Linked DNA regions of Mus musculus: all the other regions are linked to region 2. A link is a loop called in an ENCODE intact Hi-C map of the cell type or tissue named here. Cell type or tissue: left cerebral cortex. All regions are shown on one strand.

What was found. Peaks named below come from ENCODE experiments on the same cell type or tissue, not always from the same donor. Only the 100,000 strongest peaks of a DNase experiment are listed, where the experiment ranks them.
Region 1: it touches region 2 in a loop (5-fold over the local background); 15 of 42 quality-filtered maps call a loop at or near these places.
Region 3: a loop joins it to region 2, with 4 times the contacts of the local background. A loop is called at or near these places in 12 of 42 quality-filtered maps.

The regions. Positions count from the first base shown.
Region 1 is chr10:20,122,012-20,130,011 of GRCm38, reverse strand. Map3k5 (mitogen-activated protein kinase kinase kinase 5) reads right to left here. Exons shown (of 30, transcript NM_008580.4): 24 at 4,875-5,060; 25 at 2,255-2,360. Among named protein-coding and RNA genes, the nearest start is that of Map7, 45 kb to the left of the region's middle. In left cerebral cortex, a CTCF peak has its summit at 4,559 (motif pointing right); DNase peaks (open chromatin) are centred at 4,572, 6,416 and 7,921; H3K27ac peaks cover 206 bases.
Region 2 is chr10:19,929,374-19,937,373 of GRCm38, reverse strand. It overlaps Map3k5 (mitogen-activated protein kinase kinase kinase 5), which reads right to left and starts at 2,848. Exons shown (of 30, transcript NM_008580.4): 1 at 2,300-2,848. The coding sequence starts at 2,768. In left cerebral cortex, CTCF peaks have their summits at 2,505 and 3,185; DNase peaks (open chromatin) are centred at 2,567, 3,194, 3,426, 4,199 and 3 more places; H3K4me3 peaks cover 3,981 bases; H3K27ac peaks cover 2,448 bases.
Region 3 is chr10:20,015,066-20,023,065 of GRCm38, reverse strand. Map3k5 (mitogen-activated protein kinase kinase kinase 5) reads right to left here. Exons shown (of 30, transcript NM_008580.4): 3 at 3,485-3,508. Among named protein-coding and RNA genes, the nearest start is that of Map3k5, 85 kb to the right of the region's middle. In left cerebral cortex, no CTCF peak of the experiment used is centred here; DNase peaks (open chromatin) are centred at 1, 511 and 4,481; H3K27ac peaks cover 591 bases.

The DNA of each region.
Region 1 (8,000 bases), 190 kb before region 2:
GACTGACTCTCTCGTGCATTTACTTATTCAATTATTCTTCTCATTCCTGACACACAGGGAATTCATCCTGTCGGGCTTGCTACAGTTTGGGTCTTGAGTCCCCAGAGGGAGAAAAGGCTCAATCCTTAGTGTGGCACCACTGGAAGGTGGTGGGACTCTTAGGAGCTGGGGTCATTATGGGGCATATGTCACTGTGGGTTGTGGAACCTGGTCTCTTGCTTCCCAGCCACGAGCTAAGAGGCTTAGCTCTGTGAAATGCTCTTGCTAGGACGTGTCCCCACAAGCCCAAGGCCCAAGCATGGCCAACATAAACCGTCTCTCTTATAAACTGATTATCTTAGGAATTTTCTGTGGTGATAGAAGAATGATCGGCACAGACCTATAACCCAATGCTATTTCTGCTTCATTTCATTTTTCTGTTTAAATTGTGGTAGCATGGACTCGTGGGAAGTTGGACCCAGCATCCTTACAGTAACCCCCCCCCCTTACAGTAACCCCCCCCCCCCCCCCGTGCTTCTCAGAGTCCTCCTGACTTCTTATCACCACAAGATCTCTCCAGCCCACTTTCTATTTCTCCTACCTCAGGCCTGAAACCAACAGCTTCAGCAGGAACCCAGATTCTACCTGTCAGAGGATGGTGTCTAGAAACTACACTCTAGGTCCAGACACACTTAGGAATCTACGTTACTATGCCCACACCAGCAAACCAAACAAGGTATTCTTAGAACAGAGAGGGAATTCCACAATTTCAAAGGATTCCCATCACTTAAAAGTTGGTGATGTTCTAAGATATGATGCATGGATCCTTTTGGCTTTCTATATCTTAACTTTAAGATGCAGGCACAAAACTTAACATCAGCACATGTGTCTAATTCATGCATGTGGGTCTCTCTAATGGACGGACCTGTCTAGTGACCTCTGCTTAAAAGTTTTGAGTACTGAATAAACTGTCCAGGTACTTCAGAGGTTTGTCTTGGAGCAGGAAGACACTCCTCACTCATGTCCCACACCGTAGTTCATCAGCACTCCAACTTTTATGTTTCACTGCTGATAGAGCGAGAGTATGCTTAGGCCCGTGATTTCCAAACCCAGTCATGTATCAAGGTGGCCAGAGAGCTGTAGTCAAATGGGATTTCTGTAGCTAGAGTATAGAGGATTTTTTTTCAGAGCCATAAAAATATTCTCTGTGATATCTAATGGTGGGGAGACATCATTATCTTCATCCAGACGCACAGATTGTTCAGTTCTAAGAGCGAGCCTGTGCGAACGGACTCTAGGTGACTATGCTATGCTAGTCCAGGTTCATCAACTGTAACAAATGTCCAGGGGGGTGGTGCTCATACCAGGACAGCTTACATGCATGTTGGAGCGGAGAACATACAAGAAACCGAGCCTTTCCTCTCAATTTTGTGATTAATGTAAAACGTTTTAAATTTTTAAAAAAAATCTAGTTCCTGGGCCTTTATTCCAGAAGTCTATTGCCAGTTGGTCTGAGATGGACTGGCGAGCTGTGAGTTCTGCTGACTTTGGGAAGAGCTGACACTCACTGGTTAAAAACAGTGACGAGGGCACAGATATCTACACATTGAAATTCACAGCTATTCGGGACATCTTACAGCTTCTAGTTTTCCTTCACGTCTTAGCATGCTGCCTAAAGCAAATCTCCTCACTAATGGTGAACGGTGTTATCGGTGTAAACTTGTATACACTGGATCACTGAATGAACGTTATTTGGTGATTGTGATGATTAAAATGAGAATACTCAACCCCCATAAGCTCATGTAATTGGGTGCCTGGTCTTTCACTGGTGACACTCATTCGGGAAGGCTTAGGGGGTGTGGTGGAGGTTGGAGGCGTGGCCACTGGGAGCAGACTCTGAGAGTTTAAAGACCTGAGCCACTTCAAGTTTGCTGTTTCTGCTTCGTGCTTGTGATTTAAGATGAGAGCTCTTGGCTTTCGGGTTCAACTGTCATGGCTGCCCTCTGGCATGCTTCCCCAGCACGGTGGTGGTGGTGCTGGGCTGCTACTGTTCTGGAGCTGAAAGCCCACATAAGCCCTTCCTTCTATGTGTCGCTTTGGTCATGGCATTATCAGAGCAAAAGAAAAGTAAGATAGCAACTCAGAAATGATTTTTTTAAAGGCAACAAGGGCTCTTAAAAACACTGAAGAAAACCAGAAATGAAATGGCAGAGGCAGACCAACCCAGAGTATACAAGCACTAATTATCTTTGCACAGTAAGTAAATAGCTCTGACCTGGAACCAGAATGGTAATTGCAGTCTGCACAGCCTTTCGGATGATGCTGTCCAGGGCAAACATCCAGTGTGGCTTGATGTTATGATTCCGAAGAACTTTATTGACCTGGAAAGACAGTGACCTTTAGTCTATGTTAATTTTTTACATTATTTATTACTATTATTCTCTTCCTGCAAGGTGTCTATGTGTTTATATGCATGGGCATATGCATAAGGAAGAGGAAGAGAAAGAGGAAGGCTACAGTTGTGGCACTTAAAACAGCTGCAGAAAGTGTAAAAGCAGGGAGAGTTCAAGAGGTTTTCAATAGACAATTCTCACCCTGCCAGGTCCTGACCGCCATGTAACACAGACAAAGCCTGAGCACATCCACGATTTGGAAAAATCAAGGGAAGAGAGTATAAATTAGCATCCACGCACAACGTGCATGTTGGCAAATCTGATCTTTTTCTTCTTTTCCTGCAACTGTTGCTGATGCTGATATAGGGGAATAATCTGCTAGAATATTCCAGAAAGCCCAGTCACATAAAAAAATGATTGTTGTAAAGATAACTTTTTACTATGACTGGTAAATGTCCCACCCATTTAAACAGTTATACACCCTACCATTCTGTTCTTTCAAAAACCTACTGTGAAGCACACAGAATATAAGACTTCCAATGTTAATCACTTGCATTTGCTCAGATGAGTCTTAATAATATAAAATTAGTGATTTCAACCACCCGAGGCACTATGTACCCCCATGTTACTGTGTGAAGGTCCTCGCCGTCCATCCTTAGGCCTCTTTCTCATATAGAATTGGAACTCGGGACTCAGTCCGATCTCAGCTCTCACCCAACAGTGCTGCACACCTGACCTGCGTCCATCCCTGTGGTCTGTGCTCCGGGAACCTCCCCAAAGTCAGAGGATGAATTCTCTGGTCGTTTTTAAAGACCATCCCGTTTGACTTAGCATGACATTCCTAGGACTCATCTACATTTATAACCTGTGCCAGAATTTCCTTTTTAAAGGTTGGACAGAATTCCCTTAACATCTGGATTGGGTCACTCTTCCCGGTTCACAATGTCACCTATGTAAGCAGGGCTGCGGTTAGAGAACCAGGTGGAAGCTGGAAAATGGTGGCTGAGCTCCAAACTCGTGCCAAGAGTCAGAATGACAGCAGCTCAGTCTTTCCATTGGTCCAGCCTCATCCAAACGACCCGGTTTAGGAGAGAGCCGGCCTGAGGCCTTTCGCATAGCAGTTGCTCCCAAGGAAATGAACTACTTCTTGGACCTCACTTGCTCCAGGGGATTCTTTCAGAGTGAGCTTGCAGTACCTCCATTTCTTAAATGGATCTGCCTGCTTATGTGTCTAACCAGGCTATCACTTAGAACATGGGAGTATTTCAAGTGTGAATCCTTCATAGCCATGGCCCCCCTGCACATCCCCTCATCACACAGCGTATTGCTCACTGCCGCATTACACAGCGTATTACCCAACAAGAGCACTTGACAGGCCAGGAGTGAAACTGGGTTGAGCGAGTTGCATGACTATGTCTGACCTGGGCCCAAGGCTCAGGATTACAGCTAACTAGCTCTCACTCTGAATTCTCCCCAACCTCCTGCCCAGAAGCCAATGTGTGGGCAGGCACAAATCAGCTACATCGTTGCACTGGATGGTAGATGGCTGGGTTGCCATAGTTGCAGTGTAAGCATGCCTTAGCATTTAATATTAGTGACAGGCCCTGCTTGGATTCTCTAGGACCTCGGTCCAGTCAGGAGAATCTTGTTCCTGTTCTTCACACAGCAGAAACACCAAGTCGTTTCCACTCAGAACACCAGTGACTGTGGAAGGATGAAGATTCAGTTTGGAATGGAGGATTGTTTCTTGTTTCAAATACAAATGTCAAGAAACTACCTAACACAGGAGTAATACATTACAAGTTAATATTAAACATTTAAATAAAACCACACAGTGCAATTTTATATTTGCATACAGGCACCACCAGATATTTTTTCCTGCCTCCCATACCTTGTGTGTCTGACAGTGGCTTACAAAGGTCTATTTTGAATCAGACTTGCAGAATAACTTCTGGTTTGTCTTGCATAAGACTGTCAGTGATCTCTCATTAGATCACGAGTAGTTTCCACTCACCAACTGCCTGTTTTCCAAACTATATTTATGGTGGGAAAATAGTGGATATTTACGAAATGAACTTGTTAAGAATGTCCTATATGGAAACCAGAGAAAAGCCTTGGGGGCTGAGGGGAGAGAGAGCATTTCAACACTGAGCATTCCCAGGTGTAACAGTGCATTTCTCTCAGTGGCCACTAGATGGCACTTCTTGTTCAGCATTACAAAACACGACTAATGTGCACTATGCTTTAGAGGCCCACACATGATCCTAAGGAGAAACCCAGTCTTGGGAATGAATGTCTGTAAGCCTTGCTGTTTCCCATGGTGGTTCAGCTGTGTGAGTCTCTTATCTTTGAGGGAACTCAATAAATACCTCACATCTGTCATCCGAAGAGAATGCAGTTTACCGAGTAAATGAGAGGGAACAGAATTTGAACTGTATCCCATTTCTATAACCAACCGACCCTGAGCAGAGTTTGTGGGGAAATGGCGGCCCGTGCACTTACCGCATCCTGGAAGCCAAAGAGGACCACCTGCACCTGGCTGATGCCGTGGCTGTCGAAGTCCAGCTCCAGCTTGAGCTTGGACAGTGTAGTGGCTATGATTTTTCGGTCAGTGGACCTCACAAACTCTCTGAGGCTCGAGATGAGGGTTGTGATGTGTTCCCACTTTAGTTTAGGCTCTTCAGCACCCTGAAAATAAAACCCGACAGGGCCTCAGTCACTCTGTACTCCACGCGAGCTCCCCCTTCTCAGTCTTTTCTCAGAAGACCTTTGCTCCGAGAGGCCTTCCCCAACATGCTTTGAACCCTGTGGCTCCCCTTAGTAGCCATCACTGCTGCCAGAAGTAACCAGTCTTTGGAGAAACAGCCGTACGCCCACGCTGGTCGGTAGCCAGGGCACATTTGGGCTGTGCCCAGATGGGGATAGGTTGAGGCGGTGAGAATCCTGCTGTTGGGAATTTTAATTGGACACTAAGGTGAGAGAGGGGCACGGAGCCATGGAATCTTAATCTCCGAGTCTGCCTGCAGAAAGGTCACAACCCAGGGTCGGGGTGCACCCAAGGACACGGGAGTAGATGCAGGGGAGTCGAGAATGACAATGGAAAGAGAAGAAGATAGAGCAGAGACGAGCAGCACAAGACGAACAGCAGCAGCCAAGCAAGAGCAAAGATGGAAGGAACCGTGGAGCTTTCTGTCTTCCGGACTCACACACCATGGTTCTCTAGGCCAGGCTCAGCTGGGTACCAGCCGGCTACCTCTCTCCTGGCTGTGTGTATCTATCAAAAGGTGTGCCTGGCCCTTCCATGGCCTTTAAAGTCAACTCCCTGTCGTAAAAGGGGCCAGGTTAGACACCACCATTGGAACCCCACCTTAACAACAACTGGGTAATCAGTTATAAAAAACAAACCAAGGAAACGTTCACATATTTAAATAGACCTCTCTTTCAAAGTGATTTTTATTTTATTTTATTTTATTTTATTTTATTTTATTTTAATGTGAGCAAGGCACACTGAGCCTGTAAAGAAAACCTAATCCTCATTAAACTTCAAGAATTTTTATTAAGCTAATTTCTAGTTCATACTGCATTTTCTAACTGTATTATTAAAATTAAGTTTCTCCACCAGGCCAATAAAATTCCCATCATTAGAATTCCATGAAAAATTTCAAAACACACCCTCACCTTCTCCACATATATTCTTGATTTGGGAGCTTGGTCCCCTGTTTAAGTTCTCATGAGAAAAGTCTAAATTGAAAGGCCTAAAGGCTGTCATTAAAGAAACATTTGAAAATTACACTGAGAACAATTACACTCTTTGTGTTTTTCTCATCACAAACTGAATGACAGCCAGAGGGAGGATTCACAGGCAACTTCCTAACACCGGGAAATATCAGGAGAGCGAACTGCTAGGAGAGCAAGCATTTATTTTTGACATCAGCTTTGTCTTTAAAGCAGCAGCAGCAGCAGCATGTTGCCTGGATGCGCGTGTGGCTGTCCTACACAGCACAGTCTCTACCCTGGGAAATGCTTCCCGTCCAGGCTACCACATCCGCTTAGTCATCATCATTTCTGCCCTAACTCCCGCCCCTCTGTGTCAGCTCATTCGAGGGCTTTCCTTTCTGAGACAGCATGTTCTGCAGGGTAAACCTGCCTCAGAACAATGGCAGCATTCGACAGTGAGCCTTTCCCACAAATTCAGCATTCACAGCTTTCCTGCAAAAGCCCTCTCTAGCCTTGTGTGCACAGGGGTGTGTGTGTGTGTGTTATATGCAGCTATGCACACATGTGAAGGCCACAAGCAGATATTGGGCTATCTTCCTCTCTTACTCGCTGCCTTATTACATCAATGCAAGGTCTCTCAATGATCTCCAAGGATCTTCCATCTCCCCTTGGGCTGGAGTTCTAGGCCTGCCCCGCCACACTCAGCTTTTTATGAGTGCTAGAGATTTGGATTTGAACTCTGCTCCTCGTTTTCACAGAAAGTGCTCTTGTCCACCGAACCCTCTCCCTAGTCTTTATTCCTTAAACTGTCAGCGATTTGTGAAAGGTGAGATACAGTTTAAAGAAGTTAAACTGTAATCAATAAAAACTGGGGCCAGGGAGACGGCTCAGTGGGTAAGAACACTCTCTTGAAAGCATGAGGACCTATCACTCGCGGAAAGAGGGGTCTTGTCTTCACTTGCCTGTAACCCCAGCATCATGAGGCAGAGACTGGTGGATCCCGAGAGTGCACTGGCCAGTCAGCCTAGCTGAGAGAGCAAGCTTCCGGGTCAGTGAGAGACACGGTCTTAAGGTTAGTAAGTCAGAGAGTAACAGAGGAAGACAAAGGCCAGCCTCTGACCTCCACGTGTGCATGCACCTGCACACTTGTGTGCATGCAACATACATCCCATAATATACTTCAGAACACACAACACACACATACGAGATACACACACCCAAAAATTAAAGCTTTTCATGGGTTAATAGACTAAGGACCTAACCGATAATCAATTCCCTTTGGGTTTGTTCTGTAGTGTAGAATGAAATGTAAATATTTCTCTAGAAAGGTTTTAAAACATTAAGAAAATAATGTCTACATAGAAAGGATTGTGATCAAGGTGCAGGATGTGAAACTCTCAGAGAATCAATAAAAACGTTATGTGTGGGGCGGGGGAGAAATTATTTCTCTCTGGTTGTGGAATAAAAAAAGAAACTAGGTAACTATTATTAGGTTGGTTGGCGGTAACAAGTTCGCATTTGTACAGTGTTTTTTATTTTGACCTAAATTTCCCATGACTCAGTGACTCCTGTCAGCAATGGCACATGAGTCTTTGTGAAGCAGCTCAGGCTCTGAGGAGGTCAGTATCTTACTCAGATGGCACAGCCTTGAAGTGATGGAGCCAGGACTCTGACTAAGGCAAGCCCAAACTTAATCCAAGCTCCTAACTATGTATCCCCCTTGCCCCAAGCTGGAACATCAGCCGTAAACTGGAGGAAGACCTGTTCTGCCACCAAGTCGCCATGTGGTGCGACAGATGGACGTCCCTGTAAGGAATTCACAGTGTCCTGAACAGAGCAGCCCACAGCTGGCATCTGAGCATTTGGGTGTGATTCTGGCTGGCAGTTTCTGGTACTCCAGGAGCTTTTTGG
Region 2 (8,000 bases):
AGGAGTCCAGGCTGACCTCCAACTATCAACGTACAATCATCTCTTTAAAGACTGTTTACAGCAGTTCTCACAGCTGAGTTGGAAACCTGTGTCAGACCTGGAAAACGTCAGAGTCTAGAATACTTTAACTATCTGGCCTCTGACAGAAAGCAAAACAGTTGGCCAGCTTTTGAGCAACAGTTGACCAGCCATTGGTGGAAGGAGAGCAATTACTCTCTTAGAAATCAGGGGAAACCCCAAACTGGCCTACTCCCGAGCCCAATGTCATCAGTTTAGAAAAACCAAGGGTTAGAGTGAACTGGCAACATCTTCTTTCCATCACAGCTAGCTTCACGCTGAGTAAGGTATCTTCTAGCTGGGCAGTGATTAGACTCAGGCCTTACTACGTTGGAAGAACCAGTGGGTTGGGAGGGTGGCCACTAACAGGGGAGTCCCCAGAGCATATCCTCTCCACTGTCCCTCACTGTACCTACAGGTCTCTGAAGATCCTGGCCAGCTCTTGAGCCCAGGATCTGAAAACCGAGTACTTCCCTTGATTCTAATAGCAAATGTGCTCTGCACAAAAGCAACCCCCACCCCCACCCCCACCCCCACCCCCGTAAACTTTTAATGCCAGCACTGTGCAACGGCAAGCCACTGACTATGAGTCCCAGGGCCAGTCTCTTCTAATAAGTCAATAGTACTCTCATCTCAGGCCTGGTCATAGGCCGGAGTGAGACAGAGTTCACATGCCTGCTCTCCTCTACCCTCTCTCCTTTTGCAGAGATGGTATTTGGAGACTAACAGAGGACAGCTTTGTTAGGAAACTTTCCTTCATATTAGCTGAGGGTTTAAGACTTTTTTTTTTCTGGACTCCTAGGAAAAATAAGCCTACTCTATCATTGCAATAAAAATAAGCTCAAGTTCCTATTTGGCTTTTTTCCTCTCATATCATTTGGTTCTTTGAAGCGTCTTCCAAATTATAATCCAAAAATAAGAGTGCTATAATTTTTAGAAAAGTTATGTTTATGTAATTTTTATAACTAGCCACCCCAAGAACCAAGCTATAATATATTAAATTCATGTTCAGTTATGAAGACAGACTGTTTAAAAAATACCCAAACCAGAAAGTCTCAGTTTATTTAGTCTGGCTTTCTTAACATGAAGTTCTTCTTGTTCTTAAAATATTCAGCTTTGGCTGAATTCCAAAGCAGACATAAGCCTCCTTCAGGTGTTTTAAAGAGGCTGTAAGAGAATTAGATTGAAGTACAAAACCTTGTGATCACAAATGGGAGAAGCTCACTGTGTTTGAAGACAAAAACCAGGCTTCCCACCACCACGATTATAAAAATTAGCATGTCTATTTACTTGATCCCATTGGATTTCAGTAGCACACAACCATTCCTAACATTTGCTGACAGACGGCTGGCTAATTGCTTTAGTCATCAGAACTCTCTTAACAGTTTTTGAAATCTGAAATGGACTAAAAGGGAGACATTCCGGTGGATTACATTAACAATCACTTTAATAGTCAACCGAATCTGTCATTAAAATTGCATGGGAACTCTTTAAACCATGCCAAATTATAAACTCTTCCACTCACCACAGTATCTGAGGTAATTTTTTAAAAAAACAAACAAACAAACAAAAAACAAAACAAAAAAAACTGGTTCTTTGGGCAAGATTCTAACAAAGATCACACACATTTGGTGTGTTTCACGGTGCTTTTACTCCAACATATAGTTATTTGACCGTTCAAAGTAGTAAGAGAATGGGAAATTGAAGCCACCAAAACTCGAAGGTGAAATGAGTTGGGGAAGGTCAGGCCGCGCTTTGAAAACTCAAACGAAACTCTGCACACAGCTGGCTGCTTAGCATAAGGGCATTTCTGTACTCCCAAGACTGCACAGAGAACAGAACATCACTTCAGTGGGCCACAGGTGTGTGTTTGCAAAAGCAAAACCTACCCACCTCCTAACTGAAGAGAAGTGATTGAAGCAATTATTCGCAATGGTGGGAGGAAGTGTTTTTCCGAGCCTTGTACTTGGACCCAGGGTCTTCGCTGCCGGATAATGAATAAATCAGCGGAGGATCTCCCGCACAAATACAGTCACTTGCACCAGCACACCCTCAACTAGGAGCGGCCGGCCTGAATAGTCCTGCAACCACTCTTGCCGCTCTCAAGGTGAGGCGTGATGTAAATAGGAAGCTTGCTTCCCGCCCACGAAAAACAAAACAAAACAAAAATCCCCCCCCCCCCCCAACCAAGACAGCCAGGAGAAACCGGCTGGGCAAAGCAACGAGCCGAGCTGCCACTCACCTGCGTTGTAAAAACGGTCCAGCACGGCGGTTTCCCCGAAGTCCAGCTTCCCGAAATGCAGGGTCTCCAGGGTGGCGCCCACCGCCTCGCACGCCTCCCGCAGGCTCTGCAGGGCCTCGCTCTCCGCCACCACCAGCTGCCCCTGGCTCGCCTCATTGATCACATAAGCCACGGTGGTACGCCGGCCGCCCCCGCTGCCAGAGTTGCCCCGGCCTCGGGTGGCGCTGCTCCCGGGGGCGGTGGTAGGGCAGCTGGTGCCGGGAGCCGCCGCGCTCTCCACGTTCCAGAAACTGCCCGGCGGTGGCGGCGGCGGCGGCACAAGCAAGGGCTGCAGGCTCGGCTCTCCCTCCGCCGCCGTCGCCGCTCCTCCTCCCCTCCGGCAGCTGCCGCCCTCCGGGATGGTGCAAAAGCCCACGGACGCAAAGGGCGGCACGGAGAAAGTGATGCCCTCGCCGGCTTCGGTGCCCATCTCTGCCTGCCGGGCTGCCACGGCGGCGACCCCGGAGTCCCCAGCCCAGACGCACCGTCTGGCTAGCCACAGCTCCGGGCTGCTCCGCGCGCGCCGGGCTAGGCAGCTGCCATCGCGCGCCGCGCCTTCACCGCCCCGCCGCCGCCTCCGCTCGGGCGCCCTGTCCCCCGGGGCCACGCCGCTGCCCGGCGGCGGCTCGCCCCTCCTCGGCGCCTCCGTGGCCACGCCGCTCGCCCGCTGCAGGGTGGAGAGTCCACGGGGTGGGGACGCCGGCCGCGGCGAGCGGGAAGGGACAGAGCTTCCTCCTCTTGGCGGGCGGACGAGTCGGCGGCCAACCTGCGCAGCCCGGCTCAAGGGCGCCGCGCTCGGGGAGCCGCGAGCTGTCGCCTGCCGAGCGCGGGCCGGGCGAGGGCGCCCTCTGGGTGCCGGCGCTACCTGGAGAACACCTTACGCGCGGTGGGCGGGCTACCCCGAGCCGCGTCCCGGAACCTCCGTGGCCGCTCCCGAAAGGATCCGCCTCTCTGCTCCGCAACAGCTCCCTTGCACCGACTCCGTCTCCTCCACCACCACCTCCTCCTTCCTTCCTTCCCTTCCTCTTTCACCGGTTCGCCGCGCCCTCCGAGTCCCAGCGACCGTCTCGCAGCCGCCCGTCCTCTCGGCTACCCGCCTGTGGCCGCCCACTCGTTGCAGCACAGAGAGCCAGGGCCCGCCCCTGAGGAGGGCGCTGCTGGGAAGCTGCAGCCTGGACCGAACCCACTGCTCCGGGACCTCAGAGAACTGGGAAAGAGGGCTGAAACCCTGTGCGCGCCTCGCTGCGGGACGGCGCAAAAGAAGAGTCTCTAACCCGCACTGTCCCGGTCAGCCCGCCAGGCGTTTGCAGCGCTGGGCGCAGCCACCGCGCCTCGCTCGTTCTGGTCCGCTCGTGGGCAGCGCGTGGCGCTGGATGCACCGTGGCAACACGCGTGCCGAGAGGCGGGAGGATCCAACAAGCGCCCTACAGCCCAGGCCTCAAATGGAAAGTGGTTTATAAGTGACAGGGGCGCTAAATTTAGAAGTGGTCGGCTAAATTTATCGTGGCAGCCGCTGGTACTTTTCATTGTAAAATTTCCAGTTGCTTACGCTGTTATCGTTAATGAGTAATTGATTGGCTCCATTGCCGAATGACTTAATACTCTCATATATCATCTTAAAGTCACCCCTTCCTCAAAATGCCAGATACCTAAGATAGAAAATGCATGGGAAAATTATCATTCAGAGTTGAAAGAGAGAAGTTAACTTATTTCATTTTTTAAAACTGAACCATACACAAATGAAAAGGCTTGATTGCTTTAGTGTGATCAAAAAGCTCCCGCTTATTTTGGGAAGCAAAACCAGATGTGTAAATTCCCAGAGAACTCTCCCAGAATGCTGTAGGTCATGTCAGGAAAGCCAAGGCAAGCTGCAATACGTAAAGGATTTGGATTTCCTAACTTGAGGTTAGTAAGCCAAAATGTAAGAGGCAAAATGTAAATTGGATGTCAAACTCCCCAAAGCCTTACTTAACACAGTATTAAGTAAGGGGAATCTGGGGGCGAGGGACACATTCAGACCAGAACACTGCCCAATTCTTAAATTGTTACAGTATTTTATTGATAGTTTCCAAATAATAAGGTCCTTTTTGTGACTTTATTGTACTCCCCAAGCAAACTGTAAGTCTGGGAGATTCATCTGTCACTCCAGTTCCTTTAAAACAGTCACCTAGTTCATTTTCTACTGAGTAGCAAGGTAGCTTTCAGTTTATAAGCAGTAAGCACACATCAGCAGGCTGTTTTTACACGTGCTTCTTAAATCTCCCCTGTTAGATGAGTCTGGAGGAAAAAAGCCACCGAGGGTCAACATGAGGACAGATTCCTTCCCCACCCCATTGCACCAGGCAAATTTTATACGTATTGAAAATGGAACTGAGTACTTAATACATATAAGGGCAAGCATTTTACAACAAAGGAATGAAAGTAACGCTGGGCAGTGGTGGTGCATGCCTTTGATCCCAATACTTGAGAGGCAGAGGCAGGCAGATTTCTGAGTTCGAGGCCAGCCTGGTCTACACAGAGTGAGTTCCAGGACAGCCAGGGCTATACAGAGAAACCCTGTCTTGAAAGACAAACAAACAAAACAAACAAACAAACAAACAAAAAAGAGGGATGAAAGTAACTTCAGGACTGGGATTCAAAAATCTAAAAGGAATGGGAAGGGAGAAATGGCTCAGTGTTTCTGAGCACTGACTCCTCTTCCAGAGGTCTTGAGCTCAATTCCCACAACCACATGGTGGCCCACAGCCTTCTTTAATAGGACCCTATGCCCTCTTCTGATGTGTCTGAAGACAGCAACAGTGTACTCACATACATAAAATAAATAAATCTTTTTTTTAATCTAAAAGGAAAAAAATTACAAACTGGATAACAAAATCTTTCCATGGCAAATGTAGTGTAGACAAATAAAATGTTATCTAATACGGTTATATCACAATCATGAGTTTCTAAAAGTAGGAAAAAGATAAAAACGTTTCTTTTTTTTTAAGGTGTGTTTTATTTGTCTGTCTTTAAGCATTTGCGTGTGAGTGCAGGTGACCTCAAAGGAGAGTGGGTGTCAGTCCCTGGGGCTGGAGTTACAGATGGCTGAGAATTGCTTGATGTAGGGACTGGGAATTAATTCTGGTCATCCACAAGCGTAGTTTGCAAGCTTAGCTAATGAGCCATCTCTCCTGCCCCTAAAAACATTCTTTAGAAAGAAACAAAGCCATATGCAATTCATGATCATGGGAATATAAGTGACTCTTGCATGTATAAAAAGAAATCCTACTCTATTGATAATGAAATATGTGCAAATTAAAATTTATAGTAATATAACCACATTCACTAAATCTATTGGCAAAATCCTGAAGTTTTCCAACACACTTTTTGAGACTGGATGTAAGAAAATAGACACTCTTATTTGTAGGCTTATTGTTTTTAAAACCTATTTTAATAAGGGTTCTTAAATGCTTCAACCTCCCGTATAGCCCACCAATCAAAGGTAGGGGAAAAAGATGGTTAATGGGCCTGTTTAGAAGTGTTGTGGATTGCCCTGATGCTGTTTGTATTTTGATGCTCATTCTGCTTCCTCAAGAGGGGCTGCCCAGGAGCTGGTGAGATGGCTCAGTGGGTAAGAGCACCCGACTGCTCTTCTGAAGGTCCGAAGTTCAAATCCCAGCAACCACATGGTGGCTCACAACCACCTGTAATGAGATCTGATGCCCTCTTCTGGTGTGTCTGAAGACAGCTACGGTGTACTTACATTAAATAAATAAATAAATCTTTAAAAAAAAAAAAAAAAAGAGGGGCTGCCCAGATGAGGAGTGGATCGAGTATGTACTCATGTGGACCTTCTCCCCATTTTAACTGGGCAATAAAGATGGCAGATACCAACAGTTGGGTGAAGGATAAGGTGGGATTTCCGGGTCCCAGGAGAAGGAGGAGTTGATAGAGGGGAAGAGGGGATTCGGACCAGGCTATGGGGTGGATAGGAAGTAGCAGACTTGTAACTCTGAGAACAGATAGTTTGTAGCCTCCACAGGCTCTGCTGAGGCTAAGGAGGATGGGGCAAGAAATTCTTCGACCAGCAGTTGTGTTATCTGGCTAGTTTTAAAATATAAAAGGCTGCCTGGTGTTTTCCATCCGAGTTAACTTAGGTGGGCCGAAGAAAGGGCGGTTGTTAGAGGCTTGGGAAAGCCAACCATGGGAACTGGGTGAGATGTCCATTGCTGGCACCGGCAAGGAGCAAGCATGCATCTTAAAATTATATGCAACACAAACTTAGTTCTTTGAAGTGATTCCACTCTTGGTTATCATTGGTCCAGTTCACTTAAATCGGCAGCAGTGGCTGGATCCAGGAGAAACCGAGAGGCTCCGCCAACGGGCGTGAGTCGGCTGAAGCAGCCAGAAGCAGCTTGAACACGTCCAGAAGTTCTTTGGTACATTTTTCTCTACAAAGTCACCACAAGCTAAGATCTGTGAAGAAAGCCAGGCGAACCAATGCCATACATATCATCATCGGCGTCAGTGAAGCCCAACCAATTGCAGAGCATCATCCATGCATTACAGTCTGTCTGCTGGGTTATACTAATACTCTTTCCCATCATCACGTGTCCTCTCAAGCTTCTGCCCCAGCAAAACAGAACATGGCCTTTCACCTAACAGCTTCCAGAAAAACATCACATGACACCACCGAGTCTCCAATGAAACCGGAAATGCCCCCTTCACTCATTTCTAGTGGAATGGGAAGTAATGAAAACCATGGGTGTGTTGGCGCATGCCTATAATCCCAGCACTTGGGAAGCTGAGCAAAAAGATCACAAATTTGAAGCCAGCCTAGACTACCTAACCAGAACTTGTCCTAACAAAACATACCTACCTACATATATACATACACACATATATACAACAACTGTAAAGTGAGATTGTTAATATCTAGCAAAATTGGACTGGAGAGATTGCACAGTGGTTAAGAACACTCCCTGCTTTTCCAGAGGTCCTGAGTTCAATTCCCAGTACCCACATGGTGGCTCACAACCATTATAATGGGATCTGATGCCCTCTTCTGATGTGTCTGAAGACAGCTGAAGTGTACTCATATACATAATAAATAAATCTTTAAAATATCTAGCAAAATACATATAAATTTATGCTTATAAAATGTATCTTTGTTAAGAGTCGTGATTTTTTTGTTTACAATGATCTGGTTTCAGGTGTGAATACATGTATTCTACCCTAGCTAAGAAAGGGTGGGGTGGAGCATTAGTTATCCCTGGCTCAGTGTTAGCTGAGGAAAGTGTCCATTTTAGGCCTCCCTGATACTTGATGCTATGCCCAGAAGTGACTCTTGCCAGAATTGAAGTCGTGGAGTTTTTTTGGTTTTGTTTTGTTTGTTTTTTAATCCTATAGTTGTCCTGGATAACATTTCAACAAAAGACTTAAAGAGTCCTGTACACACATTCCTGAAATTTTCTCTGCTTCCTGCTCTTGGAATCTGCCTCAGCCTAGAGGAATTGCAATCATTCTGTGCTCAGCCTCAGACCTCTCGACTCTGTCTGATCATTATCTAGATTTTCCTTCTTATCAGAAGGTGCATCTCTTCCATTCTCCCTTTTCCACTGCTGATAGTATAATATTTAAAAAATACAAAGAGGATGAATACAATCGAAAATCATTATTTGAA
Region 3 (8,000 bases), 86 kb before region 2:
CAGATTTGCCTGACTCCCTCCTCTCTGCTAGCAAGGAGGTGCACACACCTTACACCTGCCTGAGTCTCTGCAATGGTTTTCCTGGTCCACACTGCCTTCCCTGCTACACTCTGACCTCCACACTGACTGCCTGCTATCCTCTCTCTACCCAGCTCCCAGACAGTCTTTAACATCTACCTACGTGAGCTACAAACAAAGCTGCACGAAGCCCCACAGGCGAGCCTGTGATGAGGGTAAGGCTTAGGCTGCTGTCCACAGACTCCCAACCCCTGCACATCCTGCCTTTCGCTAGCTGCAGTCTGTGCCCTCTCCCAGAGTCACTAAGACCAGGCTTGGCTGACCTAGCAGTTTCCAGATCATGCCAAATGAAGGGACATTTGTGCCCAACAGAAGCACTGTTGGGAGATGACAAAGGGAACCGGACTATAGACCCCGGGGTAAGCAAGTCTGACTGCAGTTAGGGCCCAAAGAAAAGGACCGCAAGGCAAGCTAAAGACTTTCAACTATGTATTCTGAGGAGTGTGAAGCGAGCAGAGGATCCTGGGCAGAGAAGACAAAACAAGAGTGGCTGTGCACGTGGGCATTCTGGGTAGGCAACAGGATAGACTGTAAGAGCAGGAGCCAAGATGTAAGGAAATGAGGCAGAAAGCTATGTGGCATAACCAGCTCGGGGTTGAGGCAACCTGAACCAGTAAGTCCTTATAAAGCTCAAGCTTAGCACCCAAAAGGAGAATCAACTGGGACGGAGATACAGCTGCATGCACGGGAAGGCGCTGAAGGTGGATCCAAGTGGGGCCTCTTTACAAGAATGGTTGCATTACCAGGAAGCAAGAATGCGGCCTCACTGTCAGCACGCTGCTTTCTTAAGAACCTCAGGCAGCAGACCCCACATAGAGCCCCCCCCCCCCCCCAGCTAAACTCTGAGAAGACTAAAGAGACTGAAACTTGAAGTGGGCTGGAATGGAACGCTCACTTGGAAGGAGTATAGCTTGCCTTCGAAAGACCGGGAGGGATTTGGGGTGCATGGGAATGTAAACACAGATCAGGGTCTGATTTGAGATAACCCAATGAAATGCCAGGGACCTCTAAGGGAAACCCATAAAGAAAAGCGTATGCAAAGGTCTGAGCAGTAGACGGGATGTGTGCCTCCTGGACAGCACTAGGAGTCCTGGCCTCAGGCGTGCAGGGAGTGTGCACTCTCTTACTGCTCGGCCCTGACTGGCAAGAGCAAACATTAACTCAGTACTTGCAAGGAAGAAGGGACATGTGGCCTTACTGTCACCATAGCCTCAGTGCTTACATGACCACAACACACACAGAAGAGGCTCTTGGTGCCACTTTACAGGCGAGGTGGCATCGAGCTTAGACCAAGCTCCTGGCCTTGGTGTATTCAAGCTTCTCGCCCAGTGCTTTCTCTGTAGATAGAGCATGTTGTTGTTGTTAGGGTGAATTAACCATCTCACATGACCTTCATAGGGCGCTGCACTTGCTCTCCCTCCCGATATCGCCTTCACAGGCATCTGCATGAAGTAATAATGACAGCTCACTACAAGCATGAGCTTTTATGGCCAGATTTAATTATTTATGAGCATGTTATGCTTTGAAGCACCTGGGTGTCGGCAGTGAGCAAGAAATGAGACTGACCTGACGTCAGAGTATGAGAAGGACTTCCACAAGGGGAGATGTGGGGTTTAAACCAAATCAAGTTGCCCTTTACAAAGTGATGGGGAGGCCAATCAGGAAGAGTGAAAAAGAACTTGTTCTCCTAGGATGCTACCCGGATCTCAGAGCAGCACAGCCACCTAACTTAATCCTTTGACTGGAGCCACTGCCCAAGCTGGATGCATATTCTCTCTCTGTCTCTCTATCTCTCTGTTCTTCTCTCCTTTCCCCTCGCTCTGTCTATATGTGTAAAATCCTAATGCTCAAAATCTAAAACCTATACTTGACCATATCCAGAGATATCAATAATGCTGATCTTCCTTTTTAATCCTTAAGAACTATATGAAGGAACAAAAGTACGTGTGGAGAAGGAGTCAAACGCCTGGAAGGAAATGGTCACAGCATTCAAACACACTGAAGGAAGTATACATAAGTCAGATCACATCCAGTCCCCAGATTGCAGCAGAACCTAAATCAATATCACAAGGCACGAGGCTCCTCTTACCCTTCCTGCCCTTCAGGCTTAGGGAATGCTACCTCCTTTGGTGGGCTTTGATATAATGATGGCCACCATCTCTTCAGCAAGTCATGTGCCCTAATTTCCTAAAAATGTATCTGTTTGATTCTTTGTTTACCTGTCCTGATACTCTAGCATTCCCACAATTTGATCTCACACAACAGTTATAAACACCACTGTTTTTATTCTCAAGCACTAGTGTGATTGGTAGGCACCACACCCAGGTCCTAGCATACCATTCACATTTAATTAATACCAGCTGAATAAAATGTGTTACACAGCACTGAAGCATGGAATGGAAGTGTTCATTTCCTGATGAAATGTGAGAGATAAGAGTTTAAAATGGCCACATTATCCACACTGCAATGCGTCTTCCTTGTGGTGAAATCTTAAACCCACCAACTATAACGTTAATCTTGCCATCTCATGTGGAATTATGTAGGTCTTATGTCACATGTTATTCTCGCTCTGAATTGTAGATGTATACCTGTTTTAGGGTTCTTAAACACTGCCTTACTTCCCAAGATAAAATATACCACTGAGCCACAGGGCCATTCCCATTTCTACGGTAATAGTTCAACATTTCCCATGCAGTCTTTTTTAATTTAAAATATTAAATATCTCTGGTTTTCACATTAATTTAATTCTGTATGAGGAGTTTGCGCTCTGTAATGTGATCTCAAGGAAGAATTTCAGGCTTAGAGAAAGGGCTTGGGGATTTGGCTCAGTGGTAGAACACTTGCCTAACAAGTAGATGCCCATGGGTTCAGTCCCCAGCACTATACAAACAAAGACAAAAAGACAACCTAAGAATTTGCCTGAATGCCTCAAAATAGAAGATACATGATAGACAAACAGAAACACAGAAAATATATATGATATATATTTATATATTCACATATGTATATATCCATGTATATCAACACATATATACATATACATCTATGTATTTATATCCATAGATATTGACATATATGGATAATATATATACACATATATATTTCTTTGTTATATGCCTTGATATTGCCAATTATAGTTCTGTAACATTGAATGTACTATGAAAGTTTTTTTCTAAAACATAATTATATATTCAAAAAGTAGGTATTAGTGTTATCTTCCATTGTTATAATATCCACTATGATGAGTTAGAGAACATAATTGTGTTCATACAGACATGTGAGAAGCTCTAAAAAGGAGTAAAAGAAATGAAAATTGACCATCTGTACAGATTTAGAAATAACAGATTAATTAATGGAAAAGAAAAAAGTAAAAAAAAAAAATTGGAAAGTTAAGCCAAATACTCACAGTATTCTTCTGGCAAATAATTTCCTAAAAAATAAGAGAACAACAGTCTTAGCAAATGGTATAACGAAAACCCATGGCCTTACTAAACATTGTATGCAGGTAAATTTGTATTAACATTTATATTAGCAATCAATCAGAGACATCAGAGGAACACTGTAAAAGCATTAGTGTTTGCAGTCTGAAATTATACGCTTACGTTTCTGCATATGAAAAATGGGTAAGAGAACACAAAAGTGTGATGTGGTGTTCGATAGTAACAACACAAGCACGCACAGCATGCAAGCAACACAAGCACACGCAAACAACACAAGCACATACAACAACACAAGCACAAACAACACAAGCACACACAACAACACAAGCACAAACAACACAAGCACAAACAACACAAGCACACACAACAACACATGCACACACAACAACACAAGCACACACAACAACACAAGTACACACAACAACACATGCACACACAACAACACAAGTCTGTACAAATCCCTAAACAGAGTGCCTAAAACCAACTCTGGCGAGAGCAGATGACATCCCTAAGCACGGCCACTCACAGCCTGAGATAATAAGCAGGGCACAGCATGTTAGGGAGCTGCAGGTAAGAAACGGTATCTTGGCCAATGGCAACCTCACACACAGATAATAAGGGCATCTGACAATAAAGGCCAGTGTAATTTAGATGTTTTTTTCTATGAGGCATGTAATGGGATAAATATACCACATGGACACTATTCCTGTTTCCTATATTGTAAAGAATGGGCTCATGAAAATGACCGACATATGTAGCTTTCCATTGATTAAAAGGTATCTACCACTACTCCTATATTACCAGACATTACCATAACGAGAGGCGCTGCGGCGAGGATGTGGAAATGCCGTGGTACACAAGCTTCACTGGCGGTGAGGGAATCATGATTTAGAAAACAGAAAATGAGACTGTGTATTAGGGAAGATGGTGTGCATGTTGCCATGGAAACAGGAAATGTAAGGTATTTGTGGCTTCTTTCTGGAAAGTCCATCTGGCTGAGGGGAGCAGCCAGATCCAGCAAGGTGAGAGCAGAGACACAGAGCCCAGCAGAGTGGCTGGCATCCGGATGCTAAACAGACGTAGGGGAGCACAAACCACTAGCAAGCCAGGCTCACACCTCTAATCCCAGCACTCAGGAGGCGAGTTCAGGAGAGTTGCCATACATTTCAGCTAGCCTGAAATACACAGCAGGTTCCTGGGCATCCTGGCCATGAGTTAGGACTTAGTTTCAAACAAACGAGCATTTTTACATTTTTAAAAGGACATTCGTCTGTGTGAACATATAGGCACATAGACATCCTGTTATGGTTTGAGCTGAAATTGCCCCTATGAGTTCCTGTGTTTGAAAACTTGGTCCTGAGGGTGGCACTTGTTTCAAGAGGCCATGGGTCCTTTAGGAGACCGGGACTAGATGGATGAAGTAAGTCACTGGAAAGTGAGTCTCGGGGGCCACATTCCACTCTACTTCTCTCTGGTATCCACCTACCTGTCCATCTGTCTGTCTACTATCCTCTTCCTCATCACTATCTATCTTCATCATCATCATCATCATTACCTACCTACCTACCTATCTGCTTATCTCTTTTTCCATCCATCTCTGCACTTGCTGCTGTCAGAATTTCCAGATCCACACTCCATGAACTAACTTCGGCATTGATGGGTCATCCCCTCGAATCACAAGCTTATATAAGTCCTTCCTCCCAATTCGCTTCTTGTTAAGACATTTCATCACAGCAATAAGAGCATGAAGAACTAAAAGGTGTTGGGAGCCGCCCCCACATTCGCCGTCACAAGATGGCGCTGACAGCTGTGTTCTAAGTGGTAAACAAATAATCTGCGCATGTGCCAAGGGTATTTTTCCACTACATGTACTCTGCCTTTCCCATGACGTCAACTCGGCCATGGGCTGCAGCCAATCAGGGAGTGATGCGTCCTAGGCGAAGGATAACTCTCCTAAATAGGGACGGGGTTTCGTTTTCGGTTTTGGGGGTTTTCGTTTTTGGGGCTGGGGGCTTGCGCTCCTACTCCTAAAGATGTAAGCAATAAAGTTTTGCCGCAAAAGATTCTGGTTTTGTTGTGTTCTTCCTGGCCGGTCGTGAGAACGCGTTTAAGAGTTGGTGCCGAAACCCGGGACGAGAAAATACAAGAAAACTCGGGACGGGAGTTAACCATCACCGGCACAAGAAAGATCCCTCATTCCGGAACCAGAACTGCGGGTTATGGTAACGAAGGTTCCCGTAAAACAGACTGTTGAGAAGGATTCAACTGCATGAATTCAGAACTCTTCAGCTGGGGAACAGGAGTACCAGTGAGTACAGCTTTACAAGGTAAGTCTGGTCTTGAACTTTCTAAGGAAAGTCAAGACAGTCTATCAAAAGTAAAGTGGGAAATAGCTTTACAAGGCATGTTTGGCCTTGAACTTTTTCTAGTGTTAGGAGCCCTTTTGTTCTTTTTCACATGTTATCAAGTGATTAAGATAGGGCTGAAAATTCTAGATAAAATTCAGGACAATCTATCAGAAGTAAAGCGGGGAAAGAGAGTAGGAACAAAGAGGAAATATGGTACACAGAATAAGTATACAGGCCTTTCCAAGGGTCTTGAACCCAAGGAAAAGTTTAGGTCAGGTAAGAATACCTGGGGAGAGATTAGAAGGAAGGAAAAGAAAAAAGAAAAAAAAAAAAGATCAATTAGCGGAGGTCTCTAGGAGATACTCGTCACTAGATGAGCTCAGGAAGCCAGCTCTTAGTAGCTCTGAAGCAGATAAAGAATTCTCCTCTGAAGAAACAGACTGGGAGGAAAAAACAGCTCATTACCAGCCAGATAAAGTGTTAGCTAATCGGTCAAGAAAAAAGCCAAAAGCGGCTGGCGAAGGCCAGCATGCTGTTCAGCCTCCGGGCAGTCGGCTTCAAGGTCCGCCCTATGCGGAGCCCCCGCCCTGCGTAGTGCGTCAGCCCTGCACAGAGAGACAATGCGCAGAGAGACAATGCGCAGAGAGACAATGCGCAGAGAGGCAATGCGCAGACTCATTCATTCCCAGAGAGGAACAAAGGAAAATACAACAGGCATTTCCGGTCTTTGAAGGAGCCGAGGGTGGGCATGTCCACGCTCCAGTAGAATATGTGCAGATAAAAGAACTTGCCGAGTCGGTCCGTAAATACGGAACCAATGCTAATTTTACCTTGGTGCAGTTAGACAGGCTTGCCGGCATGACACTAACTCCTGCCGACTGACAAACGATTGTAAAAGCCGCTCTCCCTAGTATGGGCAAATATATGGAATGGAGAGCTCTTTGGCATGAAGCTGCACAAGCGCAGGCCCGAGCAAACGCAGCTGCTTTGACTCCAGAGCAGAGAGATTGGACTTTTGACTTGTTAACGGGTCAGGGAGCTTATTCTGCTGATCAAACAAACTACCATTGGGGAGCTTATGCCCAAATTTCCTCCACGGCTATTAGGGCCTAAAAGGCGCTCTCCCGAGCAGGTAAAGCCACTGGACAATTAACAAAGATCGTCCAGGGACCTCAGGAGTCCTTCTCAAATTTTGTGGCCAGAATGACAGAGGCAGCAGAGCGTATTTTTGGAGACTCAGAGCAAGCCGCACCTCTGGTAGAACAGCTCATTTATGAGCAAGCCACAAAGGAGTGCTGAGCGGCCATAGCCCCAAGAAAGAACAAAGGCTTACAAGACTGGCTCAGAGTTTGTCGAGAGCTTGGGGGACCTCTCAGCAATACAGGTTTAGCGGCTGCCATCCTTCAATCCCAAAACCGCTCCATGGGCAGAAATGATCAGAGGACATGTTTTAACTGCGGAAAGCCTGGGCATCTTAAGAAAGATTGCAGAGCTCCAGATAAACAGGGAGGGACTCTCACTCTTTGCTCTAAGTGTGGCAAGGGTTATCATAGAGCCGACCAGTGTCGCTCTGTAAGGGATATAAAGGGCAGAATCCTCCCCCCACCTGATAGTCAATCAGCTTATGTGCCAAAAAACGGGTCATCGGGCCCTCGGTCCCAGGGCCCTCAAAGATATGGGAACCGGTTTGTCAGGACCCAGGAAGTAGTCAGAGAGGCGAACCAGAAAGACCCACAAGGGTGGACCTGCGTGCCGCCTCCGACTTCCTATTAATGCCTCAAATGAGTATTCAGCCGGTGCCAGTGGAGCCTATACCATCCTTGCCCCCGGGAACCATGGGCCTTATTCTCGGCCGGGGTTCACTCACCTTGCAGGGCTTAGTAGTCCACCCTGGAGTTATAGATTGTCAACATTCCCCTAAAATACAGGTCCTGTGCTCAAGCCCTAAAGGCGTTTTTTCTATTAGTAAAGGAGATAGGATAGCTCAGCTGCTGCTCCTCCCTGATAATACCAGGGAGAAATTTGCAGGACCTGAGAAAAAGAAAATGGGCTCCTCAAGAAATGATTCTGCCTATTTGGTTGTATCTTTAAATGATAGACCTAAGCTCCGCCTTAAGATCAACGGAAAAGAGTT